2 separate regions of the Homo sapiens genome follow, and region 2 is linked to region 1. Evidence: chromatin loops called from intact Hi-C (ENCODE). Cell type or tissue: endothelial cell of umbilical vein. All regions are shown on one strand.

The links. A loop is a pair of places that touch in the nucleus more often than their neighbours do. Peaks named below come from ENCODE experiments on the same cell type or tissue, not always from the same donor. Only the 100,000 strongest peaks of a DNase experiment are listed, where the experiment ranks them.
Region 2: a loop joins it to region 1, with 19 times the contacts of the local background. A loop is called at or near these places in 91 of 110 quality-filtered maps.

Annotation. Positions count from the first base shown.
Region 1 is chr1:169,462,483-169,470,482 of GRCh38, reverse strand. SLC19A2 (solute carrier family 19 member 2) reads left to right here. Exons shown (of 6, transcript NM_006996.3): 3 at 297-519; 4 at 1,647-1,839; 5 at 2,231-2,372; 6 at 4,506-6,574. The coding sequence ends at 4,634. Among named protein-coding and RNA genes, the nearest start is that of SLC19A2, 19 kb to the left of the region's middle. In endothelial cell of umbilical vein, no CTCF peak of the experiment used is centred here; a DNase peak (open chromatin) is centred at 4,042.
Region 2 is chr1:169,542,804-169,550,803 of GRCh38, reverse strand. F5 (coagulation factor V) reads left to right here. Exons shown (of 25, transcript NM_000130.5): 9 at 65-164; 10 at 789-1,003; 11 at 4,212-4,362; 12 at 6,296-6,508; 13 at 7,690-8,000. Among named protein-coding and RNA genes, the nearest start is that of F5, 40 kb to the left of the region's middle. In endothelial cell of umbilical vein, CTCF peaks have their summits at 364 (motif pointing left) and 4,205 (motif pointing right); DNase peaks (open chromatin) are centred at 353 and 4,243.

The DNA.
Region 1 (8,000 bases):
CTCCCATTGGCTGAAGCCTGCGGTCTCTTTTCATCATCTTCATTTTGTAAACAGTACATCTTTTGCTGGGTTGATTACATACAGCTGTGTTAATGCTATAGTGCATTTAAAGCAAAAATCCTATGAGAACATATTTTTCGCCAGAGGGGATAAATGTATTTGTTAATAAGTTTATGAAGTAAGCAGTTAGTTTTCACAAGGAAAAAAGTCTGTTAGGTAAGTAATTGGGCCTGTAAATTGCTTTCTATATAATTGCCTTCATCAGAGTTTGAGCATTGTTCCCTTTTGCTATGTAGGAACCCAAGCCAGACCGTCTCCTTGTATTGAAAGTACTATGGAATGATTTCCTGATGTGCTACTCCTCTCGCCCTCTTCTCTGCTGGTCTGTGTGGTGGGCCCTCTCTACCTGTGGCTATTTTCAAGTTGTGAACTACACACAGGGCCTGTGGGAGAAAGTGATGCCTTCTCGCTATGCTGCTATCTATAATGGTGGCGTGGAGGCCGTTTCAACCTTACTGGGTAAGCAATGCAGGATAATAGAGGGTCGTGGTGGGGGAGGGATTCCTCTGGTAGTTAAGCCAGCCATAATCAGATTTATTCACCCCTCCCAAATTTGAAATAGCCTCAAAAAATGATTATTTTGAGCTAGATTTTACAATTTAGGAGGACAACTTAGAAGTACTCAAGTGGAGCAGGACTATGACTAACAAACTGGAATTTTTTTATAAGCTTTGAGTAAACCTAATATAATAATTTTCAAGATTGTTTATCCAAGTTTCCATTATCTCTGTATTTACTGGGTAGTTTTGTCACTTGATGTGAAATTTTGAATGGCAATATATAATAGTTTATAACAATAGTATCTAATATTTGTTGAATGTTAATATGTGCTAGGTACTGTTCTATGGACATTATATACATTAACTCAATCCTCACAAAATTCCTGAGATAGGTAGAATTTATCCCCATTTTGCAATGGAAACTTGGGACTGGTAGGTTAATAACTTGCTCAAGGTCATATGGATGGTAAGTAGTAAAGTCAAGACTTGAACTCAGGCAGGATGGCTTCAGAGCCTGTGTATTTGACCATCTTACTCTATTGTTCATTTCTAATTTGTTGACCTACCTCCTGAGGTTGTTGGATGGTGTTATATGATTTCTGTAAACACTTATTATCTGTCTTGGCCCTCAGAAAACACTTCATAGATTTTAGCTATCCTTATCATCATCACTGTTTTACCAAAAGGCAGAGAAGCCCTTTTGCCATGTTCTAGACTGCTCCTTGGTTTGAAGGAGAGATGACTCATCCTGCCATGATGCCAAATTAGAAGCTATGGTTCTTTTTGACTCTTGCCTCTGCTTCAGCTGCAGCATTTTTTTTCCTTAGCAATGTCCCTGTGTCTTTGTCCTGCATTTTCATCTCATTGCCACCTCTCCTAATTCAGTCTGTCATCTCAGTGGCTCCATTTTATTGATTCCATCAAGTTCAGAAATTTCTGTGTGAGTTTCAAGGCCCTCCATAATCTTGAGCTATTCTGTTTATAAGTTTGCAGATTTTAAAATTTAATAATCTAAGCTGAGTTTTTAATTTATTGCAACAGCATTTGTGTAGCAAAATAATTGGATTTTTTTTGTTTGTTCTGTAGGTGCTGTTGCTGTGTTTGCAGTTGGTTATATAAAAATATCCTGGTCAACTTGGGGAGAAATGACATTATCTCTCTTTTCTCTCCTGATTGCTGCTGCAGTGTATATCATGGACACTGTGGGTAACATTTGGGTGTGCTATGCATCCTATGTTGTCTTCAGAATCATCTACATGTTACTCATCACGATAGCAACGTATGTATTTTGGCTCATAGAAGCCTTAGGAAAAATTGTAACAGGATAAATTTTTTGGTTTCTTTACAAACCAAAATATTCAAGTTTCTAGTTAAATGAGGCAAATGGGAGGAAGCATTGTATTATATGTGCATTATCAGTTTTTCTCCTGAGGAAGCATTTAGGCAAGTTTTGTTTATTCCCATGTTTGTATGTTCCTACTGTTTTCAGATGTTTGCATGAGATTTATATCATTTAGTTGCAGAATGTTTTCATTTGGTTGGAAAGGCAATTGACAGTAGAAAGAAGGACTCTTCATGTTTAAAGATAAATGTTTACTTTTATTTAGAATAAATATTATAAGTACTCCAGAAGTAATTCTTATTTATTCACTCTTTTATTTTTTTTTAAGTTTTCAAATTGCTGCAAACCTCAGCATGGAACGCTATGCCCTAGTATTTGGTGTAAATACCTTCATTGCCCTGGCACTGCAGACGCTGCTCACTCTAATTGTGGTAGATGCCAGTGGCCTTGGATTAGAAATTACCACTCAGGTAAGATCTCTCCTTTGGCATCGAAGGTAGTATGTGTGACTTGATCAGGGTGACAGAAGTATATGTATGCTTAATGAAAACAAATCCAAACAATAGGGAACAGATGTAAAGTAAAAGCATACCCTCCTTCCTTCATTCAACATCTTCTCCCCTATCCTTAGTTCTTTTCTCCTGGGAGGGTGTTGGGATTGTCAGGTCTTAGAACATTCCCGAGTGTAACTCATCAGCCCAATGGGGCTGTTTCAGCTGAGAGGTAATATTGATTCCTTACAGACCAAGACCTTCTGCTTCCTCATCCATTATTTCCCTCTATACTTAAATCTATGCTTGGAATACTGTATCCCATGTTTGAGATTCCCTGCTTCATCTCACAACTCTTTAAGTCTCCTCCCTTCTTTATTTAAAACACCCCTCACCCAAATACCACGGTAATGCCTTGCTGCTGATGAACAACATTATGATTTGTAACTTATGACTATTGAGAAACTTGCACCAACACCCAACAACAATGTGAATACTTTTTACGTTCAGGAATTGTATAGTTGTATATGCCTTCATGCATTGTGAGTTTTAAGTATATCTTGTTTTGTACTTTGGTAAAATGGGCAACTGAATGAATCAAGAAGTATTTACTCCCACCCCCATCCCAACCCAAATGATTTCTTCCCAACATATTAGCCGTAATTAACTTTGTTTTTACTGAAGCGATCTAAGAGAGAAATAGTAATAATAGACAATGTGCATTGAGTGCCTCTACGTGTCAAGTGCTTTATATAGGATTTGTAGGGTTGCTGTATTAGACATGAAGAAGATGAGTCTGAGAGATGTTAAGTGACTTGTCCATACCATCACTAGTAGTGTTCCAGAGCTTAGAGTTAAACCAACATCTAACCCCAAAACTTATTTCAGGATGGAAAGTAGGAGAGAAACTTAAGTGCTTGCCATCCTCCCTGTATAAGGGAGAGTTCCCAGGACTATTACAGTTGAGGGAAACATGGCTGTCATTGGAAGTGGAAATTTGTCAGCAGATTCTTATAGAAATGGTGGATTTAAACACGTGGAATAATAGGATTTTATGGGTGGTGCTGAAACCCTAACTGCCATGATTGATTAATGGCTTCCTGCAGAAGTGTAGCCAACATTGAAAGAAACTGGCTCAGTGATTTAAGGCCATACTCTCATTGTACTTTTGAACCAGTTTGTAAGTATTTAGTATGTTATTTTAAGAAGATGATGATGATGATGATGTTAATAAACCATATAGTCACATTAAAATTTCGCTTAGGGCATCATCCGCCGCAAACTAACACAGGAACAGAAAACCAAACACTGCATGTTCTCACTCATAAGTCGGTGTTGGACAATGAGAACACATGGACACAGGGAGGGGAACAACACACATTGGGGCCTGTTGGGGGGTGGGAGGCAAGGGAAGGGAGAGCATTAGGACAAATACCTAATGTATGCAGGGCTTAAAACCTAGATGATGGGTTGATAGGTGCAGCAAACCACCATGGCACACGTATACCTATATAACAAATCTGCACATTCTGCACATGTACCCCAGAACTTAAAAAAAAAAAATTGTCTTAGGGAAGAATTCTTACATTAAGTAATCCTGTAATGGAATATAGTTGACCTGCCGCTGCCCTCTTCTGGGGAAAAATAGAGAAGTTCTTGATCTTCAGAATTTGGCCTATTTGTACCCACCTATCAGCTTGAAGGCAGAGACCAGGACTGAATTATAACAATAACAGCAACAACAATAAAAGTAATACTAACAGCATTAGCATTGTGCTAATAAGCATTTATGATCTCACTGATGGGTACCAACATCGCTGTAAAGTGAGAACTACTATGAATTCCATTTTGTAAGTGAAGAAGGGCTCAGAGATGAAGTATCTCAATCAAGTTCACGCAGCTTGTAAGGGATGAAGTCAGGATTCACACTCAGGCAGTCAGGCTTTATTTAGTACCACCGTGCTGTGATGCTGCTTTGTGTCTTCAGGGTCTGGCACGTGGTGTAAGTATGCAATATTTTTTGAGGCTTTATGGACAAATTCTGAATATACTTTATTATAGAGTAATCCTCTTGTCATTGATAATTCAATAAACTGCTTTTCCCCCTTCTAGTTTTTGATCTATGCCAGTTATTTTGCACTCATCGCTGTGGTTTTCCTGGCCAGTGGTGCAGTCAGTGTTATGAAGAAATGTAGAAAGCTGGAAGATCCACAATCAAGTTCTCAAGTAACCACTTCATAATATACTGCTGAAGGGCTTCTTCTTATAGCAAGAACTCTGCACAGCAACTGCCTGGATGTGTTTGATTTTTTAAAGCGTAGACATATATTTATGAATGTGCATTTCTTGACTTCACAGCAGCCACTTGACTAATACCTTGTGTTCCGGGAATAACATGATACTATTCAGAGGAGCCAGAAGTAAAGTTTATTTCATGGATTATTTATGAGAGCTAATTTAAGGATGACTTTTTTTCTGATTCAAAAGTGAACTTGATTTTAAAAACCAGTCAAGAGCAATCAAAGCAGCACATGGTGTTGTATACTTCATTAGCAAGTGAGTTTGGTGTTTTATAGGTCACATATGTCTGTATCTACTTAGCCAGATGCTTGGCCTGGTGGGACCAGGGCTCCACAGAGGCCACAAAATGTTGCAAGTCATGATGGATGGAAATATGTTCTAACAGCATCTGCCTCTATTCAATTTAATTCTTATTTCTGTGTTACTCATGTACATTGGTCTTTCTACATAGTTATTCTATCACTGGCAATATTTGTTCTGGTTTAGTGTTCTGTATTTTAAGGTGTACGTATCATTTCTAATTTTAAGTTATTTTAAAAAAATTCATCATATGAATGTTCTTGGTTCCCATTGTGACGATTATTTATTTCTGTAAAATTTGTTTAGAAGTACGTTTTTGCATTATTCATATGCTTCCCAGAGAAGCTCATTTAGTTAGAAAATAAGGCAAGTTTTGAAGCCTGCTAAATGAAGAGACTTAAGAAAGCTTAAGGTACGCTTGCTTGTCTTTAAATCTTCAATATGAAGGACTATTAATTCCAAGATTAAAAGTTCATATATAGGCTAAAGATGTAACTAGGCCATTTGTATTTGTATTCCCTTTTATTTCCAAAATAAAATGAAAAATCTTTTTTTAATAATTTCATCCCTATTTATAGTTTTTATATTAATTTGTTTTTCTTATCCAAGTAAAGATGTCAATAGGAATTGCATTAGTCCAAGGCCTTTTTCATAAACTGAGCCTCTTTTCAATTATTTCAATGGGACAGGAACTAGGATAGATGTGATTCCTGCATTTTTTTACCTTAAATCTGCCTTTGTTTCTAAAGGTAGATCATCTTGAATATTTGCTTAAAATTGCTAGTGATTTCATTACCAAGTTACTTGAAAAAATGTTCTATATGCATTTAATTCTGAAATCAGTCTACCAAGGGGCTGCTAGTATATGTCAGACATGAAAACTATTTTAAAGCTGACTTTGTTGCCTTATCTTGAAAAGAATCTAGATAGGTGCTTTTAACTGGGGTATTAACTTTTTTAGAATGACACAGCTGAACAGTGTTAATAATAGTGTGTCAAGATTGCAAAGTCGACATACTCATTTGGTTTAAGCAGGAATCCTAGAAGCAAATGGATGGGGATAAGAATAGGTCATTTTCTATTCACCATCCTTTACTATTAAGGGAAAGGAAAAGAACACTAGCTAAGGAAGGGAAAGGGAAGTGATATCATAAAAGTAGCAACCTTCATTTTACATTCTGTCTGTTTTTCTTTTTTTGCTTTGTTTTGTTTGTGCTAATTTGGGAATTGTGTACTCCGAAACAAGTAGAAAAGTGCTGTTTGAGGGATTTTATTAAATCTTTTTTTAATGGAATGTGGTACAAATTGTTCATGTTACCAAAGCAATATTTCCCTGGAATTTAATTCAAAGTTTGTGGCATACAACCTGAGCCTTTTCTTATATAAGACAAGAATATGTTCACATCTTGGTATGTGGCCATATTTATAGAATGCTGAACTCAATGTGCAAGTTGTACTGTATGCAGTTTTGTAAATAAGTGAAAATAATTTGTTGTACTTTTTATTCAATTCTGTATAGATTATAAAATTATTTTTATTAAATAAATATTTTACAGTATATTTTCTCTTTTTAATCAAAATTGTTTTAAATTTATCTTCTATTTCAGTAGGAGCTTTAGATTATATCTTTAAATATTTTAATAATTTATCCTAGGACAAATTTCATATTAAGTCTTCCCCTGGTCTAACTTGCCTAGTTAACCTTTTGTTATCTTTTTAATTATTCCATTGCTTTGTGATTTTTACCTTTGACTCTTCCCCCTTATTTCAGATGTTTTCCCCCTTTTTTTTGGCACCCCGTTGCACTGTTTTTTTTTTTTTTTTTGGTTTTCATGTTGGCACTGCTCTTATCTCTTTTTAAAGCATTCTTCCTTAAAAAAAAAAAAAGACACTCTCTTTGATGTTAACTGAATTTTTACAATAAAGGAAATTAAAGCAAGAGCAGAAAATACCACCTTGTTCTGAAACTTCATAGCCTCTTTGTTCCACCTCAAATTATTCTGATACCCAGGGAGGAATCTTCTTGCCATGAGTTGAGAATCATTTGTCCATTATATCCCAGAAACCTAATCAGTATTTTCTTACAGTATCCAAATGAGTACCATTTTTTAATATACCATTTCAAAATCTACTTAAGGCATTGATTTCGCTGCTTATCACCAAAGTCCTGGAAATTTTTCATGCAAAAATAAATTTTTTTTTTTTGAGACAGTCTTGCACTGTTGCCCAGGCTGCAGTGCAGTGGCAATCTCGGCTCACTGCAAACTCTGCCTCCTGGGTTCACGCCATTCTCCTGCCTCAGCTTCCCGAGTAGCTGGGACTACAGGCACCTGCCACCACGCCCGGCTAATGTTTTGTATTTTTAGTAGAGATGGGGTTTCACGGTGTTAGCCAGGATGGTCTCGATCTCCTGACCTCGTGATCCGCCCGCCTCGGCCTCCCAAAGTGCTGGGATTACAGGCATGAGCCACTGCGCCCGGCCAAAAATTTTTTTAAATATAGTTTTATAGCCCTATAGTTTCATTGCCTGTGTCTTATTACCTTTCAGATTGGAAGCCTTCAGACCAGGGACCATGTCTTATTTTTGTTTTTTGTTGCAAAACAGATTCTGGTGTCATGTGAACATTTAATTATATAAATGGTATGTGATGGACTCAGCCACCTGCCAATACAATAGTTAAATGCTCATCTTTTTAAATTTTTATTTTAAAGAGTCAGTGTTCCTAGGCTGGAGTACAGTGGCACAACCACAGCTCACTGCAGCCTTGAACTCCTGGGCTCAAGCAGTCTTCCTGCCTCAGCCTCCTAAGTAGCTGGAAATCACAGGCGGGTACCAACACACCCAGTGAATTGTTATTTTGTAGAGATGGGGTCTCACTATGTTGTCCAGGCTGGTCTTGAACTCCTGACCTCAAGCGATCCTCCTACCTTTGTCTCCCAAATTATTGGGATTACAGGCATGAGCCACCTTGCCCAGCCTTATTCTTACTGTATTTTTAAATGCAG
Region 2 (8,000 bases), 80 kb before region 1:
GTATCTTATATTATTTGTCATGATCAACCTTAAATCCTAGAATAAATTTGATTTAACTTTGTAGATCGTGTTCAAAAATATGGCCAGCCGCCCCTATAGCATTTACCCTCATGGAGTGACCTTCTCGCCTTATGAAGATGAAGTCAACTCTTCTTTCACCTCAGGTTTGAATCTTTCACTTCTACTGAATCCAACTAGTAACTTCTGAGAGGCTGCCACATTTTTCTGCTATTCTCCTTGCCCGGTGGTGTCACTACTGCAGTCAGGTAGTATACATGTAGGAGTATCCTAAAAATCACAGCCAAACCCTTCTCACTTCAGGAGTTTTGTCTCTTAGTGGTAACAAAATATGGTGTCTTTTATTAGTGTCATAGTGGCCTCTAGTGGAGCATTATCTAATGGCTACATGTTATCCAGGTTCCAAGTAGAATATTTAAAGAATTCAATTGAACAATGAGAACATTTAGACACAGGATGGGGAACATCACACACCGGGGCCTGTCGGGGGGGGGGGGTGGGGGGCGGGGGGAGGGATAGCATTAGGAGATATACCTAATGTTAATGACAAGTTAATGGGTGCAGCACACCAACATGACACATGTATACATATGTAACAAACCTGCACGTTGTGCACATGTACCCTAGAACTTAAAGTATAATTTAAAAAAAATAAAAATAAAAGAATTCCTTTTGCAATATTAATTGGTTCCAGCGAAAGCTTATTTATTTATTTATTATCATGAAATAACTTTGCAAATGAAAACAATTTTGAATATATTTTCTTTCAGGCAGGAACAACACCATGATCAGAGCAGTTCAACCAGGGGAAACCTATACTTATAAGTGGAACATCTTAGAGTTTGATGAACCCACAGAAAATGATGCCCAGTGCTTAACAAGACCATACTACAGTGACGTGGACATCATGAGAGACATCGCCTCTGGGCTAATAGGACTACTTCTAATCTGTAAGAGCAGATCCCTGGACAGGCGAGGAATACAGGTATTTTGTCCTTGAAGTAACCTTTCAGAAATTCTGAGAATTTCTTCTGGCTAGAACATGTTAGGTCTCCTGGCTAAATAATGGGGCATTTCCTTCAAGAGAACAGTAATTGTCAAGTAGTCCTTTTTAGCACCAGTGTGATAACATTTATTCTTTTTTTTTTTTTGTCTTGTCTATTTTTATCAGTACCATCACTGCCGAAGGCAAGTCTAGAGTGTGATAACATATTTTGTCTTAGTTTCAAATTCCAGGTCTGTTGGTATTGGATGTGTTGAGCAAGTTGATTAGCCTTTCCTAATTTCTTCCTTTTATCAAATGGGTAATAACCCTCCTAAAAATGTTACAGGTCTGTTTGGGGGTTCAGTGAGATACCATCTGGTAAAAGTATAAAGCTCTTTACCAGTCTTTGCTATTTTTAGAGACCTGCAATAGGGAGACAGAGGAGAGATTCTCTGAAAGCAACCAAATTTAGAGACATAGTTCCTAGTGAAATTGGACCCAGATTATGGCCCATCTCTGTTGAGACTAAAGTATACAGAAGAATGTGAACAAAGATACTGAATTTCTGAGTTTGTCTTCATTGAAGAATTGTAGTCTCATATTATTAAACTAAAATTCCCAATTATGCTAAACTGTAACCAAAGAGGTCTTATCTCAAGGCATACAAAATAAACATATGCCTAGAAAAAGCAGAAATGAATTTCTGGACATATGGAAGATCCTGATTTATTGAGCTAGGAAAGGAAACAGGTAGTAGAAGCATAAGGCTTTTCTATTGCAACCTTCTCTTTCATCCTTTGCACTTATTCAGAGCATATTCAGTCAATCATTCATGTTGAAAGGTGTGCAATTACAGAGATAGACAGACTTTCAGCTGCCATAGCGAAATGAGATTTTTCTTTTGGGATTTGTTTTTTTTTTTTTTTTCTTTTGAGACAGAGTCTCACTCTGTCACCCAGGCTGGAGAGCAGTGGCACCATTTTAGATCACTGCAACCTCTGCCTCCTGGGTTCAAGTGATTCTCCTGCCTCAGTCTCTTGAGTAGCTGGGATTACAGGCGCCCGCCACCACCCCCATGTAATTTTTGTATTTTTTAGTAGAGACAGGGTTTCACCATGTTGGCTAGGCTGGTCTCGAACTCCTGACCTAAGGTGTTCCACCTGCCTCAGCCTCCCAAAGTGCTGGTATTACAGGTGTGAGCCACTGTGCCCGGCTCTTTTGGGATATTTTAATCTCTGAATTTTCTTATCTGTTCTGTTTGCTTTTGCATATTACCTTTAGCTCTAACAAGTGCTGTGTACACAATGGACTCTCATAAATGCCTGAATTATATGGCTTCAGTAGTTCCAAGAACTATGTCACTTTGGTTTCTGAGAACTCAGTGGTGTAGATAATTTGCTGCAATGTTAATGACTGAATACAGCACTTTTTTTTCTTTTTTTTTTACTCTTAAGTTCAGGGGTACTTATGTGCAGGATGTGCAGGTTTGTTACATAGGTAAACATGTGTCATGGAGGTCTGTTGTACTTACTACTTCATCACCCAGGTATTAAGCCTAGTATCCATTAGTTATTTTTTCTGATCCTCTCCCTCTTTCCACCCTCCATCCTCTGATAGGCCCCAGTATGTATTGTTCCCTTCTATGTGTCCATGTGTTCTCATAATTTAGCTTTCACTTGTAAGTGAAAACATGCAGTATGTGGTTTTCTGTTCTTGCGTTAACTTGCTTAGAATAATGGCCTCCAGCTCCATCCATGTCCCTGCAAAGGACATAATCTTGTTCTTTTTGATGGTCACATAGTATTCTATGGTGTATATGTACCATATTTTCTTCATCCAGTCTGTCATTGATGGGCATTTGGGTTGATTTCATGTCTTTGCTATTGTGAAGAGTGCGAAAATGAACATACGCATGCATGTGTCTTTATAACAGAATGATTTATATTCCTTTGGGTACATACCAAGTAATGGAATTGCTGGGTTCAAAGGTATTTCTGACTTTAGGTCTTTGAGGACTCACCATGGTATCTTCCACAATGGTTGAACTAATTTACACTCCCACCAAGAGTGTATAAGTGTTCCTTTTTCTCCACAACCTTGCCAACATCTGTTAGTTTTTGACTTTTTAATAATAGCCATTCTTATTGGTGCGAGATGGTATCTCATTGTGGTTTTGATTTGCATTTCTCTAATGATCAGTGATGTTGAGCGTTTTTTTCATATGCTCTTTGGCCACATGTGTGTCTTCTTTTGAAAAGTGTCTGTTCCTGTCCTTGGCCTACTTTTTAATGGGGCTGTTTGTTTTTTTCTTGTAAATTTAAGTTCCTTATAAATGCTCCATATTAGACCTTTGCCAGATGCATAGTTTGCAAAAATTTTCTCCCATTCTGAATGTTGTCTGTTTACTCTCTTGATAGTTTCTTTTGCTGTGCAGGAGCTCTTTATTTCAATTAAATCCCATTTGACAATTTTTGCTTTTGTTGCTATTGCTTTTGGCATGTTCGTCATGAAAGCTTTGCCCATCCCTATGTCCCAAATAATATTGCCTAGGTTGTCTTCCAGGGTTTTTGTAGTTTGGGGTTTTACGTTTAAGTGTGTTGTTGTTGTTTTTTGTTTGTTTGTTTCTGTTATTTTTGAGATGGAGTCTCGTTCTGTTGCCCAGGCTGGAGTGCAGTGGTACGATCTCAGCTCACTGCAACCTCTGCCTCCCATGTTCAGGTGATTCTCCTGCCTCGGCCCCTCGGCCTCCCGAGTAGCTGGGATTACAGGCATAAGCCACGATGCCTGGCTAATTTTCTTTTCTTTTCTTTTCTTTTCTTTTTTTTTTTTTTTTTAGTAGAGACGGGTTTTGCCATGTTGACCAGACTGGTCTTCAACTCCTGACCTCAGGTGATCCACCCGCCTTGGCCTCCCAAAGTGCTGGTATTACAGGCGTGAGCCACCGCGCCAGGCCTACATTTAAGTCTTTAATCCATCTTGAGTTAATTTTTGTATATGATGTAAGAAAGGGGTCCAGTTTCAATTTTCTGCCTACGGCTAGCCAGTTTTCCCAGAACCATTTATGGAATAGAGAATCCTTTCCCTATTGCTTGCTTTTGTCACAGATCAGATAGTTGTAGGTGCGCAGCCTTATTTCTGAGTTCTCTATTCTGTTCCATTGGTCTATGCGTCTGTTCTTGTACCAGTACTATACTGTTTTGTCCTCCAGAGGGCAGCAGACATCGAACAGCAGGCTGTGTTTGCTGTGTTTGATGAGAACAAAAGCTGGTACCTTGAGGACAACATCAACAAGTTTTGTGAAAATCCTGATGAGGTGAAACGTGATGACCCCAAGTTTTATGAATCAAACATCATGAGCAGTAAGTCAGAGTACTATTTTTGTTCATCAGTTTTTCATTCCTGTGGTTGAAATATGACTGTGCCTAGAGTCAGAGACATGGATTAAAATCTACTCGCTAAGGGGCACCTCCAATCCTCACTTCCAGTCCAAAGACTTGGTGATGAAATCCGTGGGTGACATCATAGCAACATTTTTAAGCAAGAGGTCAAAGGCTCACATCCTTAGAAATGCGTTTGATCTTCTATTCCAAGCGTGTGTGTGTGTGTGTGTGTGTGTGTGTACACAGACATACTCTGCGTGGTGAGGAAAAGGGTGAGAGAGTAGGACTAATGGAAGGTGTTATAGTCCATGTCAATAGTATCCTAGACTGAGTTCAGGGTGAATATATGGCTAGGACAGAAAGAAGGCAAGTAATCCAAAGATGGATTGACACATCAAAGTAGAGCAAAATGAGTATAGGGACCCAAGAGTCTTGGAAAGGCATGCATGAAGACATTTCAAGTGATCAGTAAGATTTTCAGAACAAAAGGAATTCCCTGAATGAGGGTTCCGGCATTTGCTGCAGTTCTAAAGTTCAGTGGCCAAAAGCACTGCCATGGCAGTCTGAGAGAAATGTCACTGAGCCAGCTGGAAGCAAACTTCTCCACAACAGCCAGGGTCCCCCTACTGATCCTCAGAGTCTAGAGTCATGGTAATCACCTTCTCTAGTAGGTAATCACACATGTGAGGATGATTTCTGCATGTTCTGTTCATATAGCTTCAGATGACTGACAGCTAGGGATTATCAGAGCTGACAGGTGCCAGGTCAAATAATTCAAACAGAAAATTACTCTCAGCTTTCTTTGCATAACTTCCTTTTGGCAGTGAATCTATCATAGTTCTAGACCAGTGCTGTCCAATAGAAACTACGTATGAGCTACATGCGTAATTTAAAATTTTCTGATAGCAACATTAAAAAGTAAAGAGAAATAGGTGACATTAATTTTAGTAATATGTTTTACTTAACTCAGTATATCCTGAATATTATCATTTCAACATGTAACCAATATAAAAATTAATGAGACTTACTTTATTACTAAGTCTTTGAAATTCAATGTATATTTTATACTCACAGCATATCTCAGTCCAGTCTACCCATATTTCAAGTGCTCGATAACCACTTGTAGCCAGTGGCTACCATATTGAACAATGCAGTTATAGACCATTTAGAAAAACATCTAGAATGAGGTATAAACTAATAATACATCATGTAAATTATTAAAGTCACTTAAGTGATTTAAGTAGGTATTTAAATATTTGTTAATGCCAGTCATTATACTGGTACTAAGGCTAAGAGTGGTAATCGAGGTAGACATGAGCCCTGCCCTTGTAGAAATCATACCTTTGGTTTTTTACTATGCTTAGTACATAAGTAAATAAAAATATTGCCTACAGCAGTGTCCCTTTTAACAATAATGAAATGTATGAACTGGATACTCAAATGGAAACTGTGAATACTATGTAGATTATAAGACAGCAATAAAAACTATAAAATATGCTAAATGGGCTTTATTTTTAGGGACATTACTTCTTACCCAATGACTAATATATCAAAAAGATGAATTTCTTATATTATGCTTTTCCTCCAAGTGGAATTATTAGAATATCTTTAAAGGCAGAGAATGGAGCACAAAATATTTACTATACATTTGATGAATGACTAAATCAATGTAAATGGAAGGCTTTATCTTTTTCCTGAGATTTCTCCTTTGGCTAATTTAGGAGAATAATCTCTCATTTGAAAATTCTGAGTTTGATCTTCTAGTCACATGTTAGACTAGATAAAGCTTATCTTGGATAATCACTGCTTTGACACAACCAAATTAACATGGAGACATTTATCTTAGGTATAATTAGACACATGCCCTTTTGTTGGCATAGACTTGGAATTTTAACAGATTTTACACTTTCAGCTATCAATGGCTATGTGCCTGAGAGCATAACTACTCTTGGATTCTGCTTTGATGACACTGTCCAGTGGCACTTCTGTAGTGTGGGGACCCAGAATGAAATTTTGACCATCCACTTCACTGGGCACTCATTCATCTATGGAAAGAGGCATGAGGACACCTTGACCCTCTTCCCCATGCGTGGAGAATCTGTGACGGTCACAATGGATAATGTTGGTGAGTAAGAGTCTGGACACTCACAGAGGAAGCTTGCTTTGAATTTCTGGTCTATAAAGGTCTGCTGCAACTCTCCAGGCTACCAGTGCTCCTCTATGTATCTCCCTGACCCCCTGCAGGCTTTTCTTTCAATGTTTCTCATGATTTCTCTTTGAGAAATTAATGACTTAAATGGATCCAGTTCTTTAGTGTGGGTTATATTTTTCCTTCTCTGGGCAAAGTAGGAAGTAAAAATATACAACAGCAGAAAAATAAGGCATAACTCTGAGGAAGAAGCATAAATATTTTGGCCACAAAAGAGCATTTCTTTTATCAAAATGCCCTATTCGGTTTTTTGCAACAGTCATCTTCAATCATCAGGTACAGTGCCTTAAAGGCTGCTTCAGCAACAGCTTTGGAGTTTGTCAGACTGGAATGCAAGTCCTGATCTGCCAATCGATTGCTGTGTAACCTTACACAAGTTACTTGGCCACACTGAGCCACAAGTCATTTATCTGGAAAACAGTGTAATCACATCTCACAGAGTTACTTTGACCATTAAAATAGTAATATGCGCCAAGTGCCTAGCACTCAGTAGACACCAACAATGGTAACTATTGGAGACTCACCAAGAAATCTTTGATGTTCCAGCAATGCATGCCATTTCAGAGATTCAAAATTGTCCTCGTGAATTATTACTTAGAAACATCTAAATGTCTCTTATTTGTGGGGATAGAGCTCATCACCATCCCTTTAATTCTAAGACAAGATGTGCTGTTAGGATATTTATGATATTAAAAGTCCATTTTATTCTTGATTCATCCCTTTCTTAATATATTTTAAAATAGTGAGCAACTATCTGTGCTGAAAGACCTTTTTTCCCCTCTAATCTCCACTAAGCAACACTTTTGTTTTTTATTCTGTTAAGCGAGATGAACGCACTGGTCATGTGCTTAGAGTCACAGCAATGTCAAATTGCTTTAGAAAAACAAAAGTTTACTAAATATTTCATTCTCATTTTTCTCTCCTTGTGTTATTTTGACCCAGTAATCAATAGGTCACAGACAAGCAGTGGTCCACAGCCCATACTTGAATATTCCTGACGAAAGTTTATTAGAAATTACCTGCCACAATGGATTATTGTGTTTTCATGTCTTTTCCCAGACTTCCAGATCTCTCTTCTGTCTGTCTCTCTTCTGTAGGAACTTGGATGTTAACTTCCATGAATTCTAGTCCAAGAAGCAAAAAGCTGAGGCTGAAATTCAGGGATGTTAAATGTATCCCAGATGATGATGAAGACTCATATGAGATTTTTGAACCTCCAGAATCTACAGTCATGGCTACACGGAAAATGCATGATCGTTTAGAACCTGAAGATGAAGAGAGTGATGCTGACTATGATTACCAGAACAGACTGGCTGCAGCATTAGGAATCAGGTCATTCCGAAACTCATCATTGAATCAGGAAGAAGAAGAGTTCAATCTTACTGCCCTAGCTCTGGAGAATGGCACT